Regions from separate parts of the Homo sapiens genome. Here region 1 is linked to region 2. Evidence: chromatin loops called from intact Hi-C (ENCODE). Cell type or tissue: Calu3. All regions are shown on one strand. Links, peaks and the distances in the headings refer to the core of each region. The heading gives the core; the rest is flanking DNA.

Region 1 (15,155 bases), core at 4,182-12,181, 260 kb after region 2:
ATGAAAGAAATTTAAATAACTGTGGTTCTGGTATTTTTTTATTATCCAAAATTTTTGCAACACTTTTAACATTACTTTCAAAGTATCTAATAACTTTTTTTTTTTTGAGACGGAGGCTCACTCTGTTGCCCAGGCTGGCGCAATCTCAGCTCACCGCAACCTCTGCTTCCTGGGTTCAAGCGATTCTCATGCCTCAGCCTCCTGAGTAGCTGGGATTACAGGTGCACACCACCATGCCTGATTAATTTTTATATTTTTTTTAAAGACAGGGTTTTGCCATGTTGGCCAGGCTGGTCTCAAATTCCTGGTCTCAGGTGATCTGTCCACCTCAGCCTCCCAAAGTGCTGGGATTACAGGCATAAGCCACGAAGCCTGGCCTTAATTTTTATAATAACAAGTTTTATCATTATAAAACTTTTAAAGGCTACTTGTTACCTGCTGTAGGATAAAAGAAAGGACCTCAGTTCATCACTCAGGAATCCAACATCTTTCCCTTGTTCTTCCTTTCTATCCACATTGTCCCAGACACTTTCAAAATAATCCCTACATTCCGGTCAGCCTGGGTCTTGGTTGTGCTCTGTGCAAGGAGGACACAAGGTCAGTGAGAAAAACATGGAGCTTGGAGTTGGACCAACTTGTTACCCACTTTTGCTAATTTTTAGCTGGATGACTTTGGGCATGTTGCCTATCTCCCGGAAGCCTCTGTTTTCCCATCTGTAAAGTGAGAAATAATAATACTTACCTTTCAGCTTGGTGTAGGGATTAAATGAAGTAAATACATAAAGTACCTGTCCTAGCTTTCTTTCTGTTGCTATAATAGAATACCACAGGCTAAGTAATTTATAAAGACATGTATTTCTTACAGTTATGGAGGCTGGGAAGTCTAATAGCAAGGTGCTGGCATCTGATGACGGCCTTTTTGCTGTGTCATAACATGGTGGAGGGCATCATATGGTGAGAGGGCAAGAATGTATCTGTTAGCTCACATCTATCTTCCTCATCTTATAAAGCCACTAGACCTATCATGAAGGTTCTACCCTGATTACCTTATTTAACCCTAATTACCTCCTGATATAGTTTGGCTGTGTCCCCACCCAAATCTCATCTTTAATTGTAGTTTCCATAATCCCCATGTGTCCTGGGAGGGAACTGTGGGAGGTAATTGAATCATGAAGGCGGTTACCTCCATGCTGTTCCTGTGATAGTGAGTGAACTCTCATGAGATCTGATGGTTTCATAAGGGGCTTTCCCCCACCTTTGCTCTACACTTCTCCTTGCTGCCGCCACGTGGAGAAGGACGTGTTTGTTTCCCCTTCTGCCATGATTGTAAGTTTCCTGAGGTCTCCCCAGCCATGCTGAATTGTGAGTCAATTAGACCTCTTTCCTTTATAAATTAGCCAGTCTTCAGTATGTCTTTAATAGCAGCATAAAAATGGACTAACACACCTCCCAAAGGCCCCACCTCCAAATACTGTCAAAGTATGAATTTGGGAACTAAATTTCAACACAGGAAATTTGGGAAACATATTCAAACCATAGCAGTACCTGGCACAGTTTAAGTACCTTTAATAAAATTGGTTTCTCCCAGTGGAATTTTTCAGTTCCGTTTTCCCCATCCCTCTTGCCTGGAATCCTTGCAGTTTTCTGATTTTTAAATTATGTGATATGATATGTGGGAGGTGCTTTAAAGCAGTGCTACTCCAGCTATGGTCTGTGGCCTGTTCTCAACAGGATAGGTGTAGAAATAGAGTAAATATTCATATGATTATGTCACAAATGAATAACAAGTTGAGGCCCAGCACAGCACTTGTGTGTCCTGCTTTAAAATAGTCTGAGGGGGAATAGGAGGGGTGGAGAAATGGAGAGAAAGACAGGTGAAAAGTTTGGCCAAAATATTGAATATTGGTGGCTGGTACATAGGGTGGGGTTCTCTACACTATTTTACTTGTGTGGATATTTGAACATTTCGATAACAGGTTCTGAAAGTTCCTACACAAACTTCCTTTGAGATCTAGCTTTAGCCCTGTTTTGTTGGGGATATTTTTTCTATGCATTTTGTTTTTACTGATCTCTTACTTTTAATGACAAAGTTTCATGGTGACTTATGTTTTCGTGTGTGTGTATACACTCACATACATATATAAACACATTTATACATATGTATACATATATGCACACATATATAATCTCCAAATTGAATATAAAGTCCCTGAGGGCATATATCCTGCTTCATATTTCTGCTTGCCCCATACAAATTTTTTAAAAACATGGAGATGCCCAATCATTGTTTTGTGATGGATTTAGATTAGGTTTTCCAACTTGTCTAATGTTTAACAAGGTACTTGTTAAAAGCACAGATTCCTGTGCCCCTCCCTGGAGATTCTGATTTGCTTGGCCTAGGGTAGAATATAGCCAATAGATCTGCCAAGAAACCCTTTTTCCTTAGAGTCAGAAGACCAGTTTTGTTTTATAATGTCCTCTATTAAAGTGAGCATGCATTTAGAGGGGGAAAGTCAGTTCCAACATGGACTGAGGCTAGCTGACTAGCACTCTCAGTCTCTACTCCTCCATCTTTGGCCCAGGACAAAGAGTAATAATCTGGAGTTGAAATGGGAAAATGATCGTGGTGAAAGTGGTCTCTGAGAGACAAGATCAAAGAGAAAAAGATAACTGATTTTTAATCAACACTGAAGCTATTTGTTGTACTTATATGTCAATGGGCTCTGAAAATCCCTTCAATAATGTCCTTTCAATTATTTAAACAACTTTCACTATGACTCAGCAACATGGAACAAGTACCCACAAAAAGATCATGAGCCTAAGAAGCAAATACTCTATGAGGGTCTTGATTAAAGCTTATAAATAATAATAGACATAATGGGTTCCATGCATTGGGTGCCTATGCATCAAGCACTATGTTAAATGACAGACATGCTTTGGTTCTAGTACAGTTGAAGAAACCAACACTTCAGGAGATTAAGTGGCATGTCCGAGTCCACACAACTTATACATGACAAAGCAGCTATCTGAACCCAGAACAGTTTGGTTTTAAAAGTCATCTTTCTAGTATGCCACATTGCTTCTTTGCATGCCCAGTACCTTGCCAGGGCAAGAAAATGGGGAATTCTCAGTAAACACTGGTTAAATGACTGAGTGAATATTGCACAATGTTAGGTTTTGGTTTGTTTTCAAGCCAGTATTGGAGGCCAGAATGCTCAAAAGCAGGATATAGAAAATTTAGAGGAAAAGTCTAGAAAAAAATATTTGTTTAAAGAAAAGAGAATAAAATGTTAAAAAAGTAATACAAGCAAAATAAAGATTTAGAGGAAGAATGAATTGATTGGTGTTATTAAACAGAGAGGAAAGAGCTAAGGAGCCCTCTAAATGGTCCTCCTGGTTTATGAAGTGAGGAGGAGAGTAGCGAGCAGTGGATGCATGGCTGGAGGAGCAGGTGGAGTCTCGGGGAATCACTGCCATGCCTAGGACTTACCAGGCTACTGGGCTGAGGCTTGTGGAATGGTTGACCATGGCATTTTGGATGGCAACCAATGCTGACTGCTGAGAAATGTACAGGGAAGGAAAGAACTGCAAAACTCACTGACAGCTCAGCTCATGATGCCTCATTCTTCTGCCTGCCCTGTACGTATATTATCCAGTATTCCACCAGTCACCTCTTCCCAGCATCAGTCTTGTCTATCACAACAACTGGAAATACCATTATCAGAATATAATTGCATTTCTGCAAAGAGGCCTGAGTCTCAGTGGATAATCTGACATCATAGGCCATGATGGATCATCTCGGACCATATGCCCTGAAAGACACACATACCATCCTTAAGCCAAAGATGATGTCACATGCACTCGTCTCTCTACTGAAGCTGCTGCCGCCAATAGGTTAGGTTCCTAATGAAAGCATGGAAAGGAGCAGAAAACTAGTATGTGTCCACATAAACTGGAAGCAGTGGAGTTACCCCATTAGTCAGCGATGGCCAGGGAATGAGTTGGTAAGGAGAGGCTCAGTTCTCACCTCCTTGACCCCGCATGAACTGTAGGGCTGGCTCTCTTCCTCAGCCTTCCTGTTTATTTTATACTCACACTCTTCCTTCCTCCCCTGACCTCTTATTTCTTTTGGAATAAAGCAAAATTAAATCTCTTCATTTTAACTGGCTAGTAAGTAAATAGGAATATTATTTTTATTACATGAAAAAACAAAACAAAGTGTTTCCACCTGAGGGTGAGCATAAATCTTTTGATGATGAAAGTCATCAGGCCTTACCAGGGCTATCACAACATTCCCTTGATGTCCCAGCTGCCTGGATATGCATTTGGAGCTCTTCTTGTGCTGGAAAATGTAAGCTAATATTCCATAAGAAGATTAGTCGAGTTCCAGAGAGTACAACTATGTGAAGTTTCTGATGCTCTTTCTCCAAAAGATAGCCATTGGGTGGCAAGCTACAAACAGACAACAACTGAAGGGCAGGGCAAATATTTTTGCTTCAGGCGTTCTGCCTGTTGAAGTGGAAACCATCTTTCAAAGCCTTCTCCAGGAATCTCAGGTTCTCCAGTTGGAACTGTCTTTGCCTCGTCTCGTTTTAGGTAGCACTCAGTACTTAGAGCACTGGCCAGAGGCTGCCTCGACTTAGCAAACGTAATGCCATGGCACATTCACATAATGCCTTTCCCTTCCCTTTGGGCTTAGAAGACAACCTCAAACCCCAGCGGGCACTGCATAGGTGTTTCGTGAAATCTAACATTTGTTTCAGAGTATTAGAGAGCCACAGAAACCCCTCTGAGTAATTACTATGGCAGTAAATGGCTCAGCTCCCTACTACCTGAAACCCAGGAGGATCTTGGTAGTATTGCAGCTTGAGTTTGAAGCCAGCTGTGACTGCACCTTTTTTTCTGATCAACTCACATTAGCCTCCAGAGGAACCTGAAACTCCTAGTGCAGAAATGCAGGTGATCACACACTGCCACCATAGGGAAATGGCTGTCACTGACACTATTTCAACATTCGGAAGAGGTTCCAGGTAAGTGGAGATACAATAATAGTTTCCAGAGATGCAGAGAATGCTGCCGGTCCAGTGATTGTCCCCATCTAGCTGGGGGATAATGAAAAGTGCCCTTTCTTTCATTCAAATCGCTTCCTCCTGTTGGTTTTTTTTTTTTTCTAAAGAAGAGCACATTACCTACTCAATAATGCAAAGTTACAGCTATACTGTGTTTGTTAAGGAAGAAGCTCATTGTTCTAAATTTATTGTTAATGCTTTTTCCTTAGGACAATTTTATTACATAAATTTATAAAATAAAATTTTAAACTCACAAAGACCTATGTGGAATTTTAAATATTTCCTATAATTATCTCAAAATAACATATGGATTAGCAAACAGCCCAGAGTAGACGATACTAATGGAGATATTTACAGAAAAAAAAGTACACATGAAATATTGTTTGGCCAGGTTTAATACACACAGAATACACTTTAATACTTTCATATGGTCTGAATAATATCCCCATATTGATTTTTTCCTTGTTTCTACCAACTCCACAGCAAATGTACGACAATGGCTCATTGATTTATTGTGAGTGTAGCAATGGGTTTATAACGGCATGAATCATGCCGATTGCTCAATTCACCACATGCCTTAATAAAAGTTTTACTTTAATAAAACTGAACTAAGGCAAATATGCCCAGAGGCTGGCCTGACATTCCTTATACATTACCCTGCCTCAGGAAATTATTGCCATATATTTTACAGCAGCTACAGTAGGCTGGGGGATCAGGATTAAAATGTACTAACTACTGTGATATTTAACAGAACTCCTGTGTTCCCAGTTAACCCTCACAGGTACAAAATGAACAGAGCAATTAGGAGACAACACAGCGCAGGGAACAGAACTGGACTGGGAGGCAGGCAATTATGGATCAGCGCTGGCCCTTTTTACTCCATGTGTGTCCCCTAAGCTCTGTTCATTGGAGGTGGAAATATCTCTTCTGCTTCCCTTCCAGATTTGCTGTGAGCGTCAAATGAGAAAGAGAAAGTGCAGTGCTTGATAAACCACAAATGCTCTGCAAGCATTAAGTTGGCGGTGTCACCCTGAGGGACAGAGTCTGCAAGGCACACAAGCACCAACTCCCAGCCCTGTGAACTCTGTCTATGGCAAGACCAAACTTCCTGGTTAATAACAATGCAAAAATAACAGATATTATTCTATTTACAGATGTTTAGGGGTCAAAAAGTGAAAAAAGCCAATATTCTAGTAGTGTTACATTATTCTTTTATAAACTAAGCATTGTTTTTTGTATTCTCTAGTAAGAGTTGAAAACACCCCTACTGCACCTGCGTTTTGTTAGAAAAACTTCACCTGGGGTGTGAGAATGCAGGCCAAATGCATTGTGGGTGCTGAGGCAGTGAATTATCACCTGCTCATTATTGCTCTGGAAGAAATTATAGTTAGACTGTCTGTATACTATTCAGTGCTGATTGGTGCAATGTATATTAGTTCATAAGACCAAGGAAGCCTCTTTGGATTTGCTAATCAATACCAATCACTTAGGCCTTATTATAGAATATGTAGTAGCATAAAGAGGTGGTATGATCCTGTGCAAAGAGCTTGGGCTTTGGCAAAATTTTGACAGCTTTGGGCCTGCTGCATGATCTTGGGCCAGGTACAAAATCTCTCCGGGCCTTGGTTTTCATATCTGGAAAATGGGGGTTTTGTTGTTGAATTAACAAATGTAAAATGGGCTCATAGTAGACACTTAAAAATGCAGTTCCCTGGACCCACTCTCATGTATTTTGAAGTAATCCATCTGCATCTCTCTGAGTGGCCTGTCCCCCTCACACATAGCTCTTTTCTCTTCCCACACTGGGTCTCATTTCACGTGCACAGCAGCCCACTAGGGAAGGCCCTGCTATGCCCAGCATCCGCCTTAGGTTCAGATGGGCTTCCTCTCTGCTCCTGAAGCATTTTGATCACTTTCAGCTTGTGTTCACCACAATATTTGCCTTTCTCCCCAGTTAGAACCTGGAGGAAAGAAACTGTGTTTTGTTCTTCCCAACTTTGTTCCCTTAAGGTTTAACATTCTGTCAGGCACATAGATGATGGTCAAAATAGTAAGTAAATGACTGAATAAAGAAATGACAAATGAATGAATGATGTACAGCCAGTTCACATTCTCAAAGAGTATGTGCCTTCACAAAAGTGAACTTGATCATAAGTTTTGAAAATGAACTCAGGACATACTAGATCAGCCCAAACTCAATTTACAATTCAAAGTTGCTGCTTCTAAGGTAGGATAACAACAATTACACATGACTAGTATTTATTGAACACTTACTATGTGCTAGGCACTATGCTAATCACTCTGCATATCTCCTGTCGTTAGTCCTTGCAAGCACTCATGACCCATGCATTTTTATTATTCCCACGTTACAGATTAATACACTGAAGCTTAGGGGGGTTAAATAGCCTTCCCAAAGTTGCACAGCTGCCAGTGGCTGAGCTAAGATTTGAACTGTGTCTTTCTGATTCACAGACCTGCGTTCTAGCTCCCTTGTCGCCCTGAGAAAAGACCAGTGAGTCCTGATGGATACCAGTAACATTGACAGCCGCAAAGGAGTTAATGTTTGTATATACGGCTTGTACTGTAGTCTTATAGTGAACAAAACTCACTGTTACATAGTTGCCTATGTGAGTTCCACTTCCCCTGATCCGTGGTCTGAAGCTCTACCACTTTTTTTCTCATTCTCACCCAAGAGGGGCAGCTGAAATGAAACCCACCGTCATCAACCAGGAACTGAACTCTCAAAAGAAATGAAGAATCCAGGGGCAACGGCAGTCTCGCTATTCATTAATGGGTTTATTGAGAACTCTCTTGACATTGAGCTGTAACTACAACATTTAAGAAAATCTCAAATTTGAAAATAAATAAGTTGGCTGACATACAGACATTTTACATATGAATTTAATAAAATCAATTTTTCTTTTTGAAATATTTGGTAATCTCTAAAATATATCAACTGCAACCCAGGAACATTGTATCCCAAGTTGTGATTCATGAAATGAAACGGAAATGTATTATGTAATTCAGTGGGGAGTGTCCAGCACAGAGCTCATTAGGGCTGTTGCTGGTGATGTGGACTGCAGTTTGGAAGCTCTGTGGTTTGGGCACGCTTCTCACAGTCCTTACCTCCCCTTCCTCCGTGGACATTTTAACCAAATATCGTCACCCTTTTAAAAATATCATTCTTGAGCATTTTGCCCACAGATGAGGATAATTCAGGGGAAGACGTAGGAAAAACTCTGAATTGTTTCCTATCTCCTCTTGCTTTACCATTAACCTATCTCGTAATGAGTCAGGCTCAGAACTGACTCATGGCCTTTCTATGTAGTTCCTGGATCCAGACCAGGCCTAGCCCATATATTGCACAGGTGGACACCATGGTGTCATCTGAGGTGAATGCAGCCCAGAGGAGAAAAAGGGACTTCCCCAGAATCATACGGTTCTTTAATGTCAGAGCCAGAACTGACTCTGAAATCTCTGGATTTTTTTTTTTTTTTTTCAGTTCATCGCACAGCCTGAACTTGTAGTAAAAGCATAGTTTTCCCTACATATGGTAATTTCCATGAAAACAAATAAAAAAGTGAGGAAAAAAGCACTGATCTGTAAAATACTTTTCTTTCAATCCTATCTGAGATTTTATGGCACTTCTTTGTTTAAAATTTTTTTTATTGAGATAAAATTTACGTTGCATAAGATTTGCCATTTTAGCTATTTCAGAATTTACGATTCAGTGGATTTTAGAACATTTATAATGGTGTACGGCCATCACCACTACCTAATTCTAGAATTTGTTTTACCCCAAAAGAAACCCTGTACCTGTAAAGTGTTCACTCCTCCTCTCCCTCTCCCCTGAAACCCTGGCAACCATTAATCTACGTTCTGTCTCTATGGATTTACTTATTTTGGATATTTTATATAAATGGAATCATACACTTTGTGGCCTTATGTGTCTGGCTTCTTTCAGTCTGGTCCTTGCTTGGTAGTGGTGAATTCTCTCAGCATTAGTTTGCCTGGAAAAGACTGTATCTTTCCTTCATTTATGAAATTTAGTTTCAGTGGATACAAAATTCTTGGCTGAGAATTGTTTTGTTTAAGGAGGCTAAAAATAGGACCCCACTCCCTTCTAGCTTGTAGGGTTTCTTCTGAGAAATCTGCTGTTAATCTGATAGGTTTTCCTTTATAGGTTACCTGATGCTTTTGCCTCATAGCTCTTCTTTCCTTTGTCTTGACTTTATATAACCCGATGACTATGTGCCTAGTTGATGATCTTTTTGCAATGAATTTCCCACGTGTTCTCTGAGCTTCTTGTACTTGGATATCTATATCTCTAGCAAGGTTGAGGAAGCTCTTCTTGATTATTCTCTCAAAGACATTTTCCAATCTTTTAGATTTCTCTTCTTTCTCGGGAAACCAATTATTCTTAGGTTTGGACGTTTAACATAGTACCAAACTTCTTGGAGGCTTTGTTCAGTTTCTAAAATTCTTTTTTTTCTTTGTTTTTGATGGATTAGGTTAATTCAAAAGCCTTGTCTTTGAGCTCTGAAGTTATTTCTTCTGCTTGTTCAATTCTATTGCTGAGACTTTCCAGTGCATTTTGCATTTCTCTAAGTGTGTCCTTGATTTTTCAGAAGTTGTGACTGTTTTCTATTTATGCTACCTACTTCACTGAAGAATTTTCTTTTCATATCCTGTATCATTATTTTGATTTCTTTAAGTTGGACTTCACCTTTTTCTGGTGCCTCCTTGATTAGCTTAATAATCAACCTTCTGAATTCTTTTTCTGGCAATTCAGAGATTTCATCTTGGTTTGGATCCATTGCTGGTGAGCTGGTATGGGAGTGTTAACGAACCTTGTTTTGTCATATTACCAGAATTGTTTTTCTGGTTCCTTCTTATTTGGGTAGACTGAGGGAAGATCAAAGGGAAGATCTGGGATTCAAGGGCTGTTGTTTAGATTATTTTGTCCCACGGGGTGCTTTAGTGATGTGGTGTTCTCTGCCTTCCCCTAGGAATGGGGTTTCCTGAGATCTGAACTGCAGTGATCGTTTTTGCTCTGTTGGGTCTAGCCACACAGCACAGCTACCGAGCTCTGGGCTGGTCTGGAAAGAGTCCTGTGATGTGACCCATTTTCAGGTCTTGCAGCTGTGGATACCAGCACCTGCTCTTGTGGGGGTAGCAGGGGAGTGAAGTGGACTCTGTGAGGGTTCTTGGTTTTGTTGTTTAGCGCGCTGGCTTTGTATTGGTTTGGCCTCCAGACAGGAGGTGGCAATTTCAAGAGTGTATCAGCTGCAGTCCTATAGGGAGGATGCAAACTTGCCCTAGAGACACCTGGGTTAAGTATTCAGGTTTCTTAGGCAGTGGGCAGGGCCATAGAGCTCCTAAGAGATTATGATCTTTGTCTCTGGCTACCAGAGTGGGTGGAGAAAGACCACCAGGTCGGGGCAGGGATAGGCATGTCTGAGCTCAGCTTCTCCTTGGGTGGGACTTGCTGCATGTGGGAAATGGGGGTGTGGTACCCAGTTCAATGGAGTTACATTCCCAGGGGGATTATGGCTGCCTCTGGTGAGTCATACAGGTCATGAGGGAAGTGAAGAAAAGCCTGCAGTCACAGGCCTCATCCCACTCCTATACAGCCCACAGTCCTAAAGGCCAATCTCACTCCCACCATGCACCCCAACAGCACCAGGGCTGAGAGTTTGAGTCTATTTCCGGGCAGCCAGTGACCAGGGCTGAGAACTTGCCCCAGACCACGAGCCTCCCCCATTGAGAAAGCAAGCAGACTCACAGTTTTTTGGCATCTCAGGGAGTCTGCAGTGGTAATCCAGTTCCTTCAAAAGTCTGTGGATTCTCTTGGCTTTCTTGGTATGTTCATGTGGTAGTTCTTGGAGCAAAAGTTTACGATATGAGTCTCTACATGCTGCTCTGCCCATTTGAGTGGGAGCTGCAAGTTAGTCCTACTTCCTGTCCACCATCTTAATCCCTTCATCTCCTTTTTTGTTTTGAGGAAATTATTTTCTATTCCTAGCTTGTAGATTGATTTTTTTTAATCCTGGAAGGGTGTTGTATTTTTTTTTTTTTTTTTTTTTTACTGCTCTTTCTCCATCAATGAGGTGATCATATGGGGTTTCCCTCCTTTCTTTCTATTAATATAGTATAGTACCTTGGCTTCTTTTCTTATGTTGAACCACCCTTGCATTCTTTGAATAAATGCAATTTGGTCATGATATAAAATCCTTTTAATGTGTTGTTGGATTCAGTTTGATAATATTTGTTGAGAAATTTTGCATCTATATTCACAAAGGATATTGGTTTATAGTTTTCTTTGGCTTTAAAATCAGGGGAATAATGGCTTCATAGAATAAATCAGAAAGTATTTCATCCTCTTCTTCCAAGTTTTGGAAGAATTTGAGAAGAATTGGTGTTACTTTTACAAGCACCTTTAGTAGAGTCCACCAATGAAACCTGGGATTTTTTTTTGTTGGAAGTTTTTTGATTACTGATTCAATCTCTTTACTTATTATAGGTCTGTTCAGGTTTTCTATTTCTTTTTGAGTCACTTTTGGTAATTTTTTCCTTCTAAGAATTTATTCATTTTATCTTGGCTATCTTACTTGATTGCATATAAATGTTCGTAGTATTTTCTCATAATCCTTTTTATTTCTGTAAGCTTATTAGCAATATACCCACTTTTATTTGTGATTTTAGTAATTTGTGTCTTCTCTTTTTTCTGGGTTTGTCAGGTCAATTTTGTTGATTTGTTTTTCAAAGAATCAACTTTTTTTTTTCTTTTCTCTATTTCATATATCTTCACTCTTTTTATTTTCTTAATTCTGCTAGCTTTCAGTTTAGTGTGCGCTTCTTTTTCTAGTTCTGTAAGGTGTAAAGCTAAGTTATTGGTTTGAGATCTTTCTTTTAAGAAATATAGACACATAATCATATATTCTATGTAAGCACTGCATTCACTATATCCTATCAGTTTTGGTATGCTGCGTTTTTAGTTAGATTTGTCTCAAAGTATTTTCTAATTTCTCTGTGATTCCTGTTTTGATCCATTAACTGTTTAAGAGTGTGTTGTTTAATTTTCATACATTTTTGGAATTTTCAGATTTTCTTCTGTTACTGATTTCTAGTTTCATTCTGTTGTAATTAGAAAGGATACTTTTGTATGATTTCCATCTTTTTAAGTTTATTGAGACTTGTGACCTCACATATGATTATTCTGGAGAATGTTTTATGTGTTCTTAAGAAAATATGTCTCCTGTTGTTGTGTGGAGTGTTTTGTAGATGTCTGTTAGGTCTAGTTGGTTTATAGTATAGTTCAAGTCTTGTACTTTCTTACTGATCTTCTGTCGAGTTGTTCTACTCATTATTGAAAGCAGGGTATTACACTCTCCAACTATTATTGTGGAATTTTCTCTTTTTCTCTTTAATTCTGTCCATGTTTCCTTCATATATTTTGGGGTTCTGAAGTTAGGTGTGTATATATTTTTAATTTATATGTCTTCTTAATAAATTGGCCTGTTTATCACTATACAATATCCTTTTTTCATCTCTTGTAGCAATTTTTGGCCTTAAACCTATTTTATATGATATTCATATAGATACTTAAGCTCTATTTTAGTTATTGTTGTATGGAATGTCTTTTTCTGCCCTTTCACTTTCAAGCTGTTTTGTATCTACAGTGAGTCTCTTGTAGACAGCATATAGTTGGATAACTTTTTAAAAAATCCGTTCTTCAATATCAGCCTTTTAATTAGAGAATCTGAGTCTTGCATTTAATATAATTACTGATGAGGTAAAACTTACTTCTGCCATTTTGTTACCTTTTACTCCATATGTCATATTTTTTTTTTTGTTGCTGAATTCCTCCCTTACTGTCTTCTTTCGTGTGAAATTGATGTCTACTAGCATAACATTTTGATTACCTCTTTATTTATTTTACACTGCGTTCTGCGTTAGTTATTTTATTAGTGGTTGCCTTGGGGATTACAATTAATGTCTTCATTTATAACAATCTAGTTCAAATTAGTACCAAAATAGTTTCAATGGTATATAAAAATTTCCCCCTATATAGCTTAGTTTTCCCTATTGAATTACATGTTTATATATTGTATCCCAACTGACATAGATTTATATTTATTGTTTTATGTAGTTGTGTTTTAAATCACATAGGAAAAAAGAGAAGTTACAAACCCAAAATACATTTATTCTAACTTTTATATTTTTCTATTTATTTATCCTTACTAATATTCTTTATTTCTCCATTGGGATTCAAGTTATTGACTCTTGTCCTTTCACTTCAGTCTGAAGGATTCACTTTAGCATTTCTTGTAGAGCATGTCTGCTAGTATTAAACCCTCTCAATTTTTTACTTATCTGGGAATGTCTTAATTTATACTTTGTCTTAAAAATAGTTTAATTGAGATATAGTTCATACACCATATATTTTACCTGTTTAAATTGTACGGTTCAATGGCCTTTACTGTAGATATATATGTAATCATTACCAGAGTTTATTGTAGAACATTTTCATCACCTCAAAAGACAGCCCATACCATTTAACTATCCCTTCTCTCTGGTTTCTTCTAAATAATTAATAACAACATTTATTTTGGCTTATGAATTTTTTTATCATATAGTGTCAGAAACTCAAGCTATAATTTCAGCTGTAAAAGATCTTACACTGTATCTTAGGAGAAAAAAAACTAACAATTATGCAACAGCCTGGTTCTGTCACTTTTAAGCTTCAAGACTGTGTCAGGTTGCATTTTTTAAAGATGGCCACAATAACATATCTCATCCCACATGTTCTTCTGCAGTATGACCTCATCACTCCACCAGCAAGAAGTAGAGTCTGATTCCTTTCTTGAATCTGGACTGATCTCAGTGACTCATTTGTCATCATAGACTGAGGCAGACATGACACTGCATGACTTCAGAGGGTATGTCAGAAGAAGACTTGCATTCTATGCTTTCATCTCTTCTCACTGTCTGGTTGTTTCCTCTCAGAACATGTCCTGTAGGAACCCAGCCATCAGGCTGTGAGAAGCCCATGACCCATGGGCAGGCCATGGGTAGGTGCTCCAGTTGATAGTCTCAGCAGAGCTCAGCTTTTGCATTATCCAGCTCTAAGGACCAGACATATTAATGAAGGAGAGTCCAGATGATTCCAGCTACTTAGCATTCAAGTCACCGCCTAGTCAGTCCAGTCCTCCTAGCTGAGATGCAACTATCATGGAGCAGAAAGAAGATACCCCTACTCTGCTTGACCTTCAGAATTCATGAGCATAATAAAACAGTTGCTGTTTTATGTCACTAAATTTGAGGTGTTTATTATGCAGTAACAGATAAATAGAGCACAGACCTTGGGCAATTTATTTAATTCTTCTGTGCCTTAGTTCATTCTGTAAAATGGGGATGTAATTGTACTTACCTTAAAGGGTTGTCATTAAAATTAAATGAGCAAATGCATGTACAGCACTTAGAATAGTTCTTGAGACATAGCAAGGACTCAGTAATTGCTGTTAAATAGAGAACAGTTAGGAGCTAAAGGAATTAAGAGGAGGAGGAGCTGATATAGTTGAATCTGTCACCAAGGAGACCTAACTTGGGCTGAGTCCCAAAGGGTGAGTATTTTCAATATGCAGAGGTTGTCAAGGAGATTGGAAGGCTATGTGCTTAAGCACATGAACCCCAAAGTAGGACTGGCATATCGGTGGGACAGAACAAGGACCAGCATGAGTGGTGCATGTGTTGGGGAGGTGTGAGGGAAACTGAAGTGGTCGGGACCCTACTACAGAAGGCATCAAAGGCCGAACAAAAGCCTCTGAGTTTTCTGTAGCAGATAACATGGATCAAATTTCTCTTGTGGGATGTTATTCTTCCAAGTAAATTATCATTGTAATGATGGTCTCTACTCATATTCATCAGACTGTTCTCTAAATCTGTTGAAGCCCGTGGGTTCTAATTAAAATGGAAACAATGTGCAACACTGAGTAGTTGGTTGAATTTTGGTGTAAATAATTTATTCAAATTACAAATATGTGACTACTGACTAATGAGATGCATTGAAAGATTTGATGAGTT
Region 2 (15,155 bases), core at 3,603-11,602:
GTAGGGTTGGGGTTTTCTCTTTCAGAGGCACTTGCATGTGGTGGAGTTTGGGAACAGAACAGGGTGATCCTGCCTGCTGATCCATCTTCAATGCTTGTTCCGTGAAGGAGAAGGGAGCTTGTGAGAGAGTGGCGGTGACATCACAAGACACTGGCTGGAGGTATCGTGGAAAAGCTTACATTTTGTTGGGGAGAAAGAGAGCGGGCGCAGCACTAAGCTTGCCTAATAACTCTTCTGATCTTGGGGGCTGTTATTCGTTATGTACTTTTTTTCTCCTTAGAGAGGAAAAGGATGCTGAAGGTGCCAGAGCACTGTCGTGGGCAGGCAGAGATTTACTGCCCTCACTGTTTTCTGGGTTTCCCCCAGTCCTTGTCCAGCCTCTGAGAGCCACATGGGGCCTGCCAAGCCTCCTGCAGTCAGTGGGTTCAGGCAGGGTGGAGGCAACCCTTTCAGGTTTCAGCAGGCACAGGCCAGTGTTTTTGACCATCTTTTCCCCAAGCTCTGTTTAAATATCCACCGAGCTCAGCTGGCCTGGCCTTCGGAACCAGCCATTGTGCTCTTGGTGACTCACTCACACCAAACCTCCCCTGGAAATTCTGGATGAAGTGGGTTCCAGGGACATTTTCAATTTTATTTCCACTGGTAAAACATTTGGTGTTTGCCTCATGCTTCCCTCAAATCCCTGGCTCTCCAGTGGAAACTGCCTCCTGCTAGCAGGGGGTGTGCGGGGGCAGGACTTCTCTCCCTCCCCACACTGGCTCCCATGAACCTAAAGACCAGGAATTCTCTGATGGCTGGGAACTCAATCTCTCAGAGTCACAGTTTTCTCATCTGTTAAATGGGAATTCTTCCTAGGGGGCATTATTGTGGGCTGTGTCTGATTTGTTCCTTTACCCCAGCACTTGGCAGGGTGTACCAGGGCCTTGTCTCTTGTCCCTGGAGTGCTTGCCATCTTTTCCACTCAACATCTCACTTGGGTTTACACAACTTGCAGGAAAGGCAGGCTGGGGCCAGCACTGAGTCTCTGGACTCACCTCCTGCTGGGAACCCTCTTTTCTGGTCCTTTCTTCTCCCTCACTCCTCTGACCTTGGCTCCTGTAGCATCTCTTCCACTGACCCCTCCAAGGCCTTGTCCACTGGTCCCTCCAGGGTCTCTTCCACTGGTCCCTCTAGGCAGCTGCTTTGTGAAGCTCTCCTAACCCAAGCCCAGCCTTGGGTGTCTCTGCCTCAACTCCCCTCCATTAGCCTGAGGATTTCCTGTGTCCAGGGCCCAATCTGATCAGTTCCTTTCTCCCTAGCCCTTTGGTCTTGAAGATCCTTCTTTTTCCAGGTCCCTTTTTAAAAATAAGGCCCTAAGAGAGAAGAGAGTATGAGTGTGAGAATAAAGTTGGGCAAATCCCCGGAGAGCGGGTGGGGAAGGGGCTGCCAGCTTTGTGTTGACTGATAGAAAGTCCTTCTTTCTGCCAAGCAGATGTCTGACTCCAGGAAGCATCCGCTAGTGGCCCTGGATCTGTCCTCCGAGGCTCTGAACAAATGTCATCTCTTATTCTACACAAGCAGTTGTCAGCTGGAGCTCCAGTTCCCTGGGGGACAGTCCAGGGGAAAGCTCTTTTTGGGAGGCTGAGAAGTAGCAGGCTTGCTGTTCCTGGGGTCCCCTCTGGCTGGTCCACAAGGGCCCTCTTCACGCTCCTCACGTGACCTCCCTTAGTGCAGGGTTGAAGGAGCAGCTGGCTCCTAGACACCAGCTTCCAGCCTTCTGTGGCATTGCTGTAATTATCTCACTCCCACTTAATCTCTACAGCACCCTCATGAGGTTGAGGACACCTTGGCCCAAGGGCAGGCCAGTGACTGATCCAAGGCTACAGAGGCAGGGAGTGGGGAAGCCATCCCAGCACTCTACTCTGCATTCTTAGCCCAGGGTGCTTGTTTTTCTTCCTCCTCCTCACAACATACCTCCCCTACTAGATTTACCCAGAGGCTGTGGGAGAGTGGGGGCCCTAGAAGATGAACCCCCTTGCTGCCAGGCCCTGACCATGTCTGCCTCCACCTTCTCTTCCCTTGAACTTCCTTTCTGACCCTCATCTCTCCTTAGACTCCGGTTTCGTGTTTGTCTCTTCCACATCACTTTATCAGGTTTCAAGGTCTGGAAAGAGCAACACAGTGAGTAAGTTGTCTGGCAGTGCTGTGGCACTTGTGTGACCCAATCCAGATGCCCTCCTCCCGGCTTGAGTCCCCATCCCCACCTGCCCACATTCTGAGTGCTTGAAATCAGTGTGGGTCCTGGCGGCATCTCCTGTGACCTCTTTTGCTTTGCAGGAGGCTTGGGGAGACCACATCACAGGGGATGGGGCTGAGAGCTTGTGGCCTCCCCAGCATCCTCTGTCTTAGGTCACTCTGTCCTCCCTAAGCCCCTTTTTCTCAGGAAGCTCCTGTTAATATGTTCCATTTCTTATATCAAGCAACTGTCCTACAAACAGCGTTGTTGGTAATTCATGGGAACGACTGTTATTTTTGGAGGCTGGAACTTACGAAGGCTAGCCTAACACCAGCTGCTTTCTTTTTTTTTTTTTTTTTTTCTTTTTCAGCTTTCCTCATATTATTATAAAAATTACAGAAAAATATTTGGCTCATCATGTTCAACAATATATGTGGCTGATTCCCTGTCATTGTGTTAATCCTAGAAAAATAAACGTTTTGGCATCTTGCAGATTTTCCCCGGGTGGAGGGGAACGTGGTCTCCTCTGTGTATTGAAGGCCGTTAAATGTCTTTCTCCATAGCGCTGTGCCTAGGAAGATGCAGGGGGTTTAATTGGACTGGGTCGGCATTAAACATTGCAGTGTCTTGGTTATGGCTGAGGGTCGGGTTAGTTAGAAGCTGTACATAATCCTTGGGGATCTGGGCACCGGGAAATGATGGCCTTGAAGACCCAGGTTCAAGGCTGGAATAGGGAACTCAGTTGAGGTGGGGAATGCAACCAGACTTATTTGAATGGGAGGAGAGGAGTCTAGATGCGCTTCTGAAGATGCAAGGAAGGTTAGTGATAACAAGATCCCTGGAGGGCAGTTCACCTGATACAGGCCATGATATGGTGATTTTTGCTGAAACTTTGAAGCAGTCTCACATTCTTTCTTTGATCAGGGCTGTGAGATAGGCAGAGCAGGTGCGACCATGTCCATTTTATGGATGAGAAATGGAGGCTGAGGAAGGAAGAATCACTGGCCTAAAGCCACAAAGGGACTTGGAAGTCAAGTAAGGAAGGAAGTGAAGCCTCGTGATTTTGAGGCCAGCCTTCTTCCCTCCTCACATCCTCTACCATTTATCTGTATGCTTGGCCATTCATACCCCATTAAGGGAGTATGTTACCCCATTTTCTCTACTGTTGGAGGCACAAGCAGATAGCTGTGTCCTGGTGCGGTTAAAGCAGGTACTAGTCTTCTTTTAGCATCTGCCCTGCCCACTCATGAACTAGCACCTTCTTTAAATGACAGGTGCCCCCAACTGCCAAAGCCTGGGCTGCCCCCAGCTACCCCTGGACTTGGTGGGAGCTTGGCCCTTTGAAACCTACAGCCCAGCCTTCTTTCAGCACAGCCCAGAAACATAACTCTTATTTCTGGCTTGTGGGTCTGTCCCTTTGAAGGCAAAATTGCTGTTTCCCTCCTCGAGGATCAGCTGAACCAAAGCTGTATTTCAGTTTATTGACTTGGCTTGAACAGAAAACCACAGGTGGGGAAAACACAACCTTCCCGGCTCAGGGCCCATTCCTTTGGGAAAATGGGGAAGGAAAAACTGGCCTTTTCATGGCCACCATCCTTCTGCCATGAAGGAAGTTATTGCCAGGTCTGAAAACTGACCCAGACTTTCCTTGGAGCCATTTGTGGCTCACAAAATTGCAAGAGTTTCCTTCAATTGGTTGTAATGTTCCTTGGAATTTACAGTCTGAGATGTTCCCTAGGGCACTGTTCTCTTGCAGGATCCCCACATGTGATCCTCACATTGTTCAGGGGAGCAGGGCCAGGGAGAGGCAAGGATGGGCATATCGGGCCTCTCTCCAGTTATCTGTGGGATTGTGCAGGGGTCTTCACCGTGTGTTCTCAATGCTCTGGGAGTTTTGAACTTGGCTTCTAATTCAGTTGGCCATTTCCAAATTATTTTGTTTCTGTGGCAATAGGCAGAGCTCATTCACTGAGTTAGAAGGAGGCTTAATGGCGGGGAGTGATGAATGCTTTGGGAGCATCCATTTGTTTTTCATCCATCTCTCAGTCATTTACCTCTGAATTCGTTCACTGTGTTCTTTCATTCCTTTTCCTTCCTTTCCTCTTTCCCTCCTTCCTTTAATCATCCATCTATGCATGCATATATTCATCTCCTACCCATCCATCCCGCCATGCATCCAATCTCCACTTTTAAGAGCTATTTCCAACCAGTTGGCACAGATACACACTAATTTACAGAATATGTGTACTCAACAATATCTATTACTTAAACCACTTCAAAATATGTAACCTTTATTTTCTTACTCTTTAGGTCACATTTTTCTGGAGCATAAATTTTAACCCAGAAATGAATTGATCAGATTTTCCTTTGTCATTAAGAAGGCCATTTTGAAATATCATTTTATAAGAAGGCCATTTTGAAATGTCACTAAGAAAGCCTTACACACGGTTCTTGGCTGACAATCATTTATACTTTACAAGTGTTTTGTTCTTCCTTCTGAATTCTAAGCATGGCTGCAGGGCCTTGGCCTGACTCTCCAGTCTGATGACTATCAGTCCCCAAAACATGCTCCAAGTTCTTGTCATAATGTTTTACTTCTGGCCCCCAGGACACCATATACCCTTTCATGCCTTCATACCTTTACATATGCTGTGCCCACTACCTGGAATGCCCTCACTCATCTATTCACATGCTGAGCTCCTTGCCACCCTTCAGACATCATCTTGGATGCCACTCCTCTGTGAAGCCTTCCTTGTACCTCCAGGCAGTGTGAGAGTCGCTTTTGTGTTCTTATTGCTCCTGTTACATTGCATTCATTTATCTGTGAGCTTCTTGAGGGTAGGAATTGGGTCTTGGTCTTTTTCTTATCTCTTCCGTTAAGAATAAATCTGTACAGACTGAAAGCAAGTCAATTTTAATGGAGACTGGGAAGATAATGGATCTCAATAAAAATTTTATTCTTAAATCCAACAAACATGCTTTATGCAGAATGTTGCTTTGAGTCTGATGTTACCTGGCAAGTATTCCAAGTGTGAGTGGGTACCTCGTGGATCCTGGGAAGGCTGTGAGGCCAAGGCCTCTCTCTTTACTTAAGGAATTTACTGCCAGGGAATTGAAGCTGTGGCTGACAGAAGTGCCGGTGCTTCTGAATTGTAGCCGACAGTTTAAATGCACAGCAAATGCACTAAGAACAGCATCTAAAATTTCCTGATTTTGAGGATGATAAAAGCCAAAGAAAAGCCATCAAAATAGCCTTGGCTTACCCCACACTTCCTTTACTCAAGGCGACGCCTTTGCACTAAACCACTCTGAATGAGCTGGGGACCTGGCAGGAACAGACGGAAGTAACCGTGGAGAGTTTAATGGAGGGGGGGGGCCTATTTTCAAAGTGTGAGAAGAGCAAGGGCCATGAGCAAGGGATGGTGAAGCCCTCTGGGGGCGGTGGGTGGTAGGGGCGGACAGTTGCAGCCACCGTACCTGTACTTGCAGCTGTGGGGCTCAGGAGAGGCTGCCTGAGAGGAGCTGGGCAAGTAGCCTGGTCTTATTCACCTCCTGCCCTCTGCTATAGTGCCAGTACCTTCCACTGGCCAGACCCAGCTGGAGGACAAAGGGCAAGGAAGCCCATTCTTCCAGCCCCAGGTTGGCCTCCAGGCCAGAGAACAGTGGAGGGTGGGTCCAAGGGGTAAACAAAGCATCCAGCATGAGCTCTCTGTACATGGGCAGTGCCCACCTGGCCATCTGCCCATCAGCATGCCATCTGCAATGAGCAGACTTACTCCCAAGCACCACCTGTGCCCTACAGGGGCCTTCGGTACAGGGTTTGCTTTTATGGGTCCATGTAGGGCTTTGAGGATGGGCTGTTGTATAGTCTGGTAGAGGTTAGTAACTTCCCAGGAGGACACATTGCTTGACTGGCTGGGTAGCACCCATAGGAACTGTGATTTTTTACTCTTTGCCTTTTCCGGGAGATGCAGCCAGGGAGCTTTAGCCTCAGGAGTCAGGAGGGGCAGGGATGGTAGGAGCAGACAGCTTGGCCAGAGATGGAGGCCAAGGGATTCTCTTCGTAGAAACTCTTTGGCATGCTCAGTAACCTCCAGGAATGTACGAATTGCAGGAGAATGACCTGCTCTCAGCCTGGATGTGTGGGGGCTGAGAGGAAAGAAGCTGCATGGTTTAGTTAAGGCATAGAAGTTTTGGGATTAGATAGACATGAGCTTAAATCTTGGCTCCAATGTTTAACTTTGTACAAGTTGCTTAACCTTTCTGAGCCTCAGTTTCCACAGCTTTAAAACAGGGATGACAATTCTGACTCTGCAGGCTTATGGTAGGGCCTAGAGAAATACATGCACAATGACTATTCAGTGCCTGACATGTGGATTTCTATTAAATATTAAACACTCATTCAAGCAAAGCTGACTACCTAATCTTGTGCCTACTTTGATCAACGATCTCTGAAACATCCTTGCTTTTGGCGTCCCCTAGGTGAACGACCTCGGGAGAAACTAAGGCAGCTCAGGAGTTATAACAATGTTTAGGCCCAAAAATGGACTTGTTTTTAACTTTCCCACAAGGCACACTTACTAGAAAAAGTTGCGGAAAATTCGATGCTTGGTTTACAGTCCCAAGAACATGAAAAAGCTCTTCTGCCAGTTAAAAAAAAAAGATGGATGTTGTTTCTTGGAGAAGGAATGTCGTACAGTGGCTCAGGAGGAGACGGTGAGTCAGACGTGCTGAGAGCCGGGCCAGGCTGTCCCCTTGGTCTGGCCTCTGTGAGTCAGCACTGCCCACGAGACCCAGCGGGCAGCATGCCCAGAGGGCTGCAGAGCCAGGTGTGGTCCCTGGCGCGTGCAACAGCAGCTGGATGGTCCTATCACCCTCTCCTAGGACATCAGAGAATGTGTTCCTATGTCAGTATTGTCAGCTGTGGCCAACTTGGGCAGTTGCCGATAGGATCATGCCCCTCCTTTCTTTTTTTCTATATAGGGTCCTATTTCTAGATCAAACTCTCAACTTTCCTGTCCTACTTTAACTGCACATTCCTACAGCCAGCCCAGAAGTTTTTCTCCCACTTTTTGTCTTTGGGGACCTGTTGGTGGTGGCATTTGGTCTAGCAGAGGTCGGGCGGAAGAGAATGTTCTATTTTGGGGGCTTGAATGGTGAACAGTGAATGTACCTGCAGGAGAGCCTTCCAGCTGCCCCAAGGGTTCCAGACTGTAGAAAATCAGAATGCAGAAAGCCAGACATTGAAGTGATGAGAGGGAGAATGCCATGATGGTTGACAAGATGTCTGGGAAGGCTTCACAGGGGAGCGTCTTCCCAAGTAGGCTGTGGGAGGTGGACGCAGCAGGGAGGGCAGGCTATTAGGGGATCTGGTTCCAGGCCAGACTTAATGGCTGTGTGGCTTGAATATGGAGGTTGACCTCTCTGACCCTGGTGCTCCTCATCTGCAAAACGGGGTCAATAGTTCTTACCTCGCAAGGTTTTGCGAGCATCACCTTCAATAAAATAGTTTATGTAAAAGTACATTGTGATCTACAAATTTAAAAAATAAATGTTGGATGTTACTACTACCAGATAAGAAAGAAAAGATCAGAGAATAAGTGGCTTGCCAGAGGTCACATGGCTGGTATAGTGACAGCCAGGACCCAAACAGAAGTCTCTCCTTTCCTTTGTTCTGTGTTGTTTCAGTTTTTTTCCATCTGCGTGGAAGTCACTCACAGAATGTTTTAATTAGCTGGTGGCTTGGCTCAGGGTGTGGGTCTTTGTGGGTTAACTGGGTATGTTAGCCTCTCTGGCATGCAGCTTCTAGAAGTGGGCAGGTGTTAGCATGGCCTTCGAGAGGCCTGTCATGGGCAGGGGGTGCTGTGGCTCTGGGAAGAACTGTACTCCAGAGGTAGATTTCAGCTGCGAGTGCTGACTTGCCCCTTTCCAGCACCCCGCAGCTGGGATCTCCTGGTGGAGCTGGGATCTGGGGTTGGCCATGTCTGCCTAAGGGCAGGTTTGGAATCTGTTTCATGAAAACTCCCAGCATGGAGTGGTGGTCCTGATGGCAGCGGCAGGCTCATCCATTTGCATAGCATCAAATGGAAATGTCTAGATGAGCTGCCAGGAACCCTGGGGGCTGGTTGTCCCCTGGAGGCATGCTGCTGGATGGGCAGAAGGTTCATAGAGTGTGCTCCTGCCTGGTTCATTGCAGTCCTCCGAGTCAGGTGAGAGCACTTATATTTCCATAAGTACTGGAGGTAAACAACCTGGGACAGGGACTGGGGTTTGGGGAGGAGCAAGCCACCAGGCTTTCTCTAGGCCTGAGTGAGGCAGTGTGCCTTTTTCCCAGGATAGAGACAAGCTTCTGTCCTCGGACAATGCACAACCTCCTTTATACCAAAGGCTATTCCCTGGTCTTGCCTCCAGGCTTTTGCACTGCAGGGAGCCCGTCTTTGGGCTGCCCTCTGCACCCCTTCCCTATCCAGATCCTGTGTAGTGAAGGAGCGTGGGCTCTGGAATGAGATGCACTTGGGTTCAAATCCTATCTTTGACATTAACAGACCAGACAACCAGAGAACTTATCTCGACCTCAATTTCCTTATCAGTAAAATGGAATTTATACTTCCTATCTTCTAGGGTTTTAGTAAGGATGAGAGATAATGCATTTATATTGCCCAGTGCCCAGTAGATGCACAATAAACAGTCGCTGTCACCTTTGTCATTCAAGGTCCAGCCCCAGCGTTGCCTCCTCATGAACTCATCCGAGACTGGCTCCACCACCTCCCTTTCTCTGACCTGGATTCCCTGTTCCAGGGCTGCAGGACCTCTATCCTGGCCACACCTTATTGCTACTATTCCTAACTCCTCTCCCTTGTCCCTCCCCCGGAGCCTTCTTCCCTTCCATCATAGCACCCATTATGCTGTTTTGGACTCTTCGGCTTTTGTACAAGTGCTGGAGTGACTTTTATTCATGCCAGTTGGGGAAGCTCTGTGGGTCAGGAGGGGCCCAGTCAATGGCTCCCTGCTCTGCTGTAAAACTGTGTTCCTTATGGAGCTGAGCTTCTGACCAGCATCCAGGTCATTTAGGATTGCAGAACCCAGGTGGTCAGAGCAGGGCCACTTCAGAATCTGGCTGATCCTTTTCCTCAGGACCTTCAGAGGAAGAGAGAGAGATTGAGGTCCCTGCACCCATTTCAAACAGGACACTTGGTGTGACTGAAGAAAGGGACCCACTAAACCAGGGCTTAGAGCATGTAACAACTCATTGTGGGTTAGCATAGAGCCAGGGCTAGAACCTAGCTCAAATAGTATCACCCCTTAATCCCCAGTCCTTTCATTCTTGTGAGATTCCCTTTCCAGTAAATGTGAGTTGAATGCACAGATGTACAGATGAACAGTTGCATGGATGGAGCTTCCAGGGAGACATAGATTGGGAGTCAAGTAGGCCTGGGTGCTTAGAGACAGAGTGATTCCACTTGGCCATACATGGAGACCCCATAATCTATCCTCACACTGTTTCAACTCAGTTCCATGAACAATCCAGTGGGATGGGGTGGGGCAGGGGTTTGCAGCCAGAGAAGTAAGGTGGTTGGATCCATGTTTCAGAAGCATCCCTTTGGCCAGGCTGGAGCAGGTGGGTTGGAGTAGCAAGGAGGAAGGGACTCTTGAAGGAACATGGAGGAGGGAGGATGCAGCCTGGGTTGTTCCATGCACTTCCGGATGTTGCTGGCTGGCCCCTGAAGAGTGGAAGCCTTAGTCAGGCCTGCCTGTGCTGCCTTCAGGTGAGATGTTATCAGCGTTGCATTGAAGGCTGGGTCTTGTTTCCAGAGGCAGGAACACAGTCAAGGCCAACACTCTGTTACCAACTGGGAGTTTGGCATTGCTGCCCCTGTACCACAGTGGAGCCTTCAGCCTTTCCCACTGCCTCTGCTCCTTCCGAGGGCTGAGCTTGATCTGCGGGACTGCTCCATTCCATGATCAAATGAAATGTCTCTCTGATGATTCTGAAACAGAGCTTAGGTGTGGGAGCCTGAGGCCAAAGGCCTCCATTCTACCCCGATGGGCTGGAAGATCTAGAGTCTAGTTTCCTCACCTGCAAAACTCGTGGAGATCTGGACTCAATCAAATAGACATGCATCAAAGCAGGCTATCTATGAGTCACAGTGGGGCCTATGAAGGTGTAAAGGATGGTAGTAACTCTCAAAGACGTTTTGGTCTGATGGAGCAGATTTAAACAGAACACAGATTTCTATGGTACAAGGCAGAATTGCATCACAGCCTGCCAGAGATGTAGAAATGTAGCATTATGGGTTCTCAGACAGGGGAGATCACACCCTGCTGAGCTAACCAAGGAATGCTTCCTAGAGGAGATAGCATCAGGAGGTGAACTGATTGCAGCAGACAAGGGGACCTGTAATTCAGGCAGAGTGCCTACCGTGAACTGAAGTAGGTGTGTGTGTGGTGGGGAGACGAGAACAGGGTATGTATGTACTTTCAGCTACCTGATCCCACACACCATTTGTAAACCAGCTACAGTTTATTGGAAGCTTACTAGGAAGAGGTAATGACTCTACAAGGCATTCATAGCATTGCTTGTGTTTTACAGACAAGGAAACTGAGATCAAATGAGTTTAACTTGTTCAGCATACCATGATTGCTAATCTGCAAAACTTGGATTCTAACCCAAGTCAATGTGATTCAAAGTCTGTCTCCTTAACCACTCTGCCCAACGTTCCTTACAACTTTAAAATTCTTGCTTGTTTTATCCTTTCTGCATCCAAGGTCCTCTGTGACTTGGTCCTCGCCAGCTTTCCAAGATGCCCTCATTTGCTTTGCTACACACACATTCTGTTCCTGCACAACATCTGTGATCTCCCTTCAGATTTTTGCACATCCCTGGGGCAAAACACATGGACCTGAGGAAGAGCTGAAGTCAAAGGGACACATGTGCTCATATTGTGCATTGGCTGGACGTCCAGCTCCCACGAGATGGCTGGGCCCTGCACTTCTCTGTGGGCATCCCCCACCCTTACCCCCTATCTAGGCTGGACAGGCATTCAGAGCCTGTCATGGATGGGTTGGATTGATGGGTTAAAGATGCTATTTCTGACAGTGGTGTTCTGGCCATGTCTATAGTTCTGCCCTGACCTGGAGCTGGGAGCACAGTAAGAACTAGGTTGGTGAGTGTTGAGTGAATGAATGAGGGGTAACTTGACTGCCCACCATTGCTCCTTCAGCAGGGTTACTGTACTGGAAACAGGTAAGTCTTCCCTCTGCTGCCTTTCTTTATAGCAAGTTCCATGTGTTCAGTTGGTGTCATATTTCCTAGGACAGCTGGGGATCCCCTGAAATGATATTCTCCTTCAGTAATACAGTTTAATTAATTAATGAATCAACCACCCAATTAATCCAATAGATAAGTATCAACACCTACCATGTGCCCATCACTCTTTTATCCACTCCATGGTGGATACATCCTTGCCCTCATAGGGCTTACATTCCAGTAAAGTTAAGACCCATTTATTATAGATGCTCCATGGATCCATAAATGTCTGTTGGCTGATTTATCCTTATGTAATGTGTTAAGCTAGAAAATATTTAAATTTCTATTGTACTCATAAGCTTTGAACCACCTGATTACTGGTCCATTTTAGAGAGAACATTTACCCAAGTACTAAATCATCAAAAATTTGCAGGGAGACAGTTTTCTGATTCAGAAATCCTGGGCCCTCCCCTAACATCTGTGATTCATGCCGCTTGTTCCATGTAAAGCAGGGATTCCTGCTGAAGATTGCAGGATGGTTAAACTTGGCACCAATTGATGTACATGTTAGGGCTAAAACCTCAATACCGCAAGGCCATAGCAGGGAAAATCCATTAGCATATTCATGATTCCTGTGCCTTCTATTTATAGGTCTATTGTCAAAGCCAATGATTTTTCAGCTTTCACGGGACTTCCTCACTTACCAAGGATTTCTGCTGTAAAATAAGAATGTGTGAAATCCAAACATATTCTCGTTATACTTAGACACTCATATCTCCAGAAACCGTAGGCATTTCTAAAGTCTGAAAAAGATTACTGGGAAACAGAAACCCACATTCACGACTTGCTCATCGTTCTTCTCTACGTTTCACAATTGTTTGGTCTTTAACCAAGCAGTACAGAGGTGTGGCTACGAAATCAGAAATCGACTTTTCATGTGTGGTTTGGATAAACTTCCTTCTGGTGTAAAGTCATTATATTTTTAATTTAATTGTCCCTCTAGGCAGCTAAGAGGTGGCGAAGGCATGCGGGTTTCACATGGTCTAGTTGGCTTTGTCCTCTGGCAAGTGTGAAGTTGAGGCTAAGGGACGGCTTTGGACCCTGGCAGCAGTCAGGGGTCTGAATATCAAGGTGCTTTCCGCTTCTTGATGTGAGCTGTGAAATATTTCGTGGGGCTTTATATATACCATTGGGGGCCCTTTTCTAAAAGAACAAAAACATCCTCTCTTCCCCCCCTCATTTTACTAGTTGGGGTCTGCCTGTATTGGATTGCACATGCCCACCCAGGTGCTGGGCAGCTTGCTCAGAGTGGGGTCTCAACTCCCACCCTGGCTGTTGGCTAGAAGCGAATCTGGATTTCTTGTTCTTTCTCTGAGTGGGGCTCCAACATTTTGCAGCTGACGTGTTTGGAGTAAAAATGTTTACAGGCCCGGAGGAACATTAGCAACATTGCAAATGCTTTTTATTAAGACAAAAAAATGAAGCTGAATTATAATTGTGTGAATAGAAGAGAGTGTGAAAGTCTTTTATCCCTGGGGTCTTGAGGACTCAGATCTTTCTGTTTTGCTTTCTATATATATGGCTGGAAGCGGGAGCTTAGTTCCTATTTAGGGAAATTGCTGATGCTAATACAATTTGATGTTTATGAGCATCAGAACCATAAAATAGATACAAAAGAAATTCTTTGGGTGTTTTGCAGAGAAGATAGTCCAGAGATGATGAAAAAGACTTCTTGGAGGAAGCTTTTGATGGGTTTGGAGGATGAATAAGAGCTCAGCAAAAGGCAAAGGGAGATGGCTTTGATGGAGGAAGAGAATTCCTGGTAAAAGGACTAGGAAGAAAGTCTGATGGGGCTGTAGTACAGTGTATATGCTGGGGAGCAAGCGGGTCTCCAGCGTATGAAAAAGTGGGTTGAGCTAAGACTGTAGAGAGTTTTACTAATGAGTGTATATGAAATTTGTAATGGCAATGGAGAGTCTTTGGGCTTTTATTTGAGAGCCTAGGTTTTTTTTTTTTTTTTGGGATGGAGTCTCGCTCCGTCACCCAGGGTGCAGTATAATGGCGCAGTGTCGGCTCACTGCAACCTCCGCCTCAAGGGTTCAAGCGATTCTCCTGCCTCTGCCTCCCGAGTAGCTGGGATTACAGGCGCCCACCACCATGCCTGGCTAATTTTTGTATTTTTAGTAGAGATGGGGTTTCACCATGTTGGCCAGGCTGGTCTCTAACTCCTGACCTCATGATCCGCCCACTTCCACCTCCCAAAGTGCTGGGATTACAGGCATGAGCCATTGCACCTGGCCGCCTAGGTTTTAAAATAACAATTTGTTTGATATCCCTTAGATGCTGTTGCGATCTAAGGTGACTTCACTATCTGTTGGGACCTAGAGTACAAATTACACAGGGGGCCTGCCAGACTCAACATCAAGGAATCCTTGCCTGGACACTGAGGTTGGGCTCACATGATCAGCTAGGTCCACCTGCGTTGGAGTTTCTACCATAGCAATACCTGAATGGCATCTTCAGTGAGTGACTCTGGGCAATCTCTTAAGAGGATAAGTCAGCCAAACCCAACTGGTGATGTGGGTGGAATGTATTCAGAGTTATTGACAATGACATTGGCATCTTCATTGTTTCTTATGCGGTGTAGTGACAGCATATAACTCAGTGGTGGCCACAGACACCTCCCAGCATAGGGTGTCTGGAGCAGAGCCTCAGCCCTTGTCCTGCATGTTCTCCTCCAGGCTTGCCGCATGCTGGAGTGTAACCGTCCACACAGCTGGCCAGAGCCATTCTCAGGCTTTATTACTTTTCTCTGGGTCTTTTCTAGATTCCTCCTCTTCCATCATATTTGGGTGAGTACAGGAAATAGCAGAAAAGCTGATAGGACAGACAGATGTGCTGGATATCTGGAGACTGGCAGGAGAACCCCTTAGCTTCAGTTTCCTGAAGGACTTCCAGAACCTGTGTAATCCCTGAGAGGCCACCTTTGCTGCTGACCCTGCTCCTAGTTCCAACACCTTGGTGGGCTGCTTGATGTGGAGCTAAGTCGGCGGCTGGCAGCCCCTTCATTCCCAGGCCTATAAAATCTCTGCAGCCAAGTCATTTGGATTCCCACATCAAGAACAGTCACATTACTGAGCAATAACCCCGAAGTGTAAGGTTTATCTTATGGAGTCCAGGCTCATGTCTGAGTGCCTTAACCTGGGCTTGGGCTATGTGAGGAGTGGGTGGAGCCAGGGTCTGGGTATGATGGTCAAAGTGGTGCTGATTCCAACCTGGGTTCTGTTTAGTTTGGTTAAACTCTGAGGTGCATTTTGATTAAATTAGAAAGCGTTCATAGCACACTTTGTATAGGAAAAGGGCCTGTGTGGGATTTTTTTATGCCCTAACTTACTTATAAACAGCTGTGTGGGGAAAGGTAGTTGTTTTCTTCGTGAAATAACCCTGATATAGTAGAAAGATCACTACAGTGGGAATCCAAGCTGCTGGGCTCTTGTTCCACAGCCACTCACTTGCAAAGTGACCTTGTACGAGCCTCCTCTTATCAACAGGTTTTAGATTTCCCCATCTGTAGAGCAAGGTAGTTGGACTAGATGAGAACTGAGGTCATCTCCAATTTTAAGCGACAACACTTGAAATTTCCTCCCAAGATAAACTCAGAAGCAGCAGGAAGTTATTTCTAATGTCCCGTTC

What was found. A loop is a pair of places that touch in the nucleus more often than their neighbours do. Peaks named below come from ENCODE experiments on the same cell type or tissue, not always from the same donor. Only the 100,000 strongest peaks of a DNase experiment are listed, where the experiment ranks them.
Region 1: it touches region 2 in a loop (3-fold over the local background); 2 of 110 quality-filtered maps call a loop at or near these places.

What each region holds. Positions count from the first base shown.
Region 1 is chr2:19,531,814-19,546,968 of GRCh38, reverse strand. No RefSeq gene overlaps it. Among named protein-coding and RNA genes, the nearest start is that of LINC01808, 70 kb to the right of the region's middle. In Calu3, for the core only: no CTCF peak of the experiment used is centred there; DNase peaks (open chromatin) are centred at 5,678, 5,978 and 8,428.
Region 2 is chr2:19,793,393-19,808,547 of GRCh38, reverse strand. No RefSeq gene overlaps it. Among named protein-coding and RNA genes, the nearest start is that of LINC00954, 68 kb to the left of the region's middle. In Calu3, for the core only: no CTCF peak of the experiment used is centred there; a DNase peak (open chromatin) is centred at 6,997.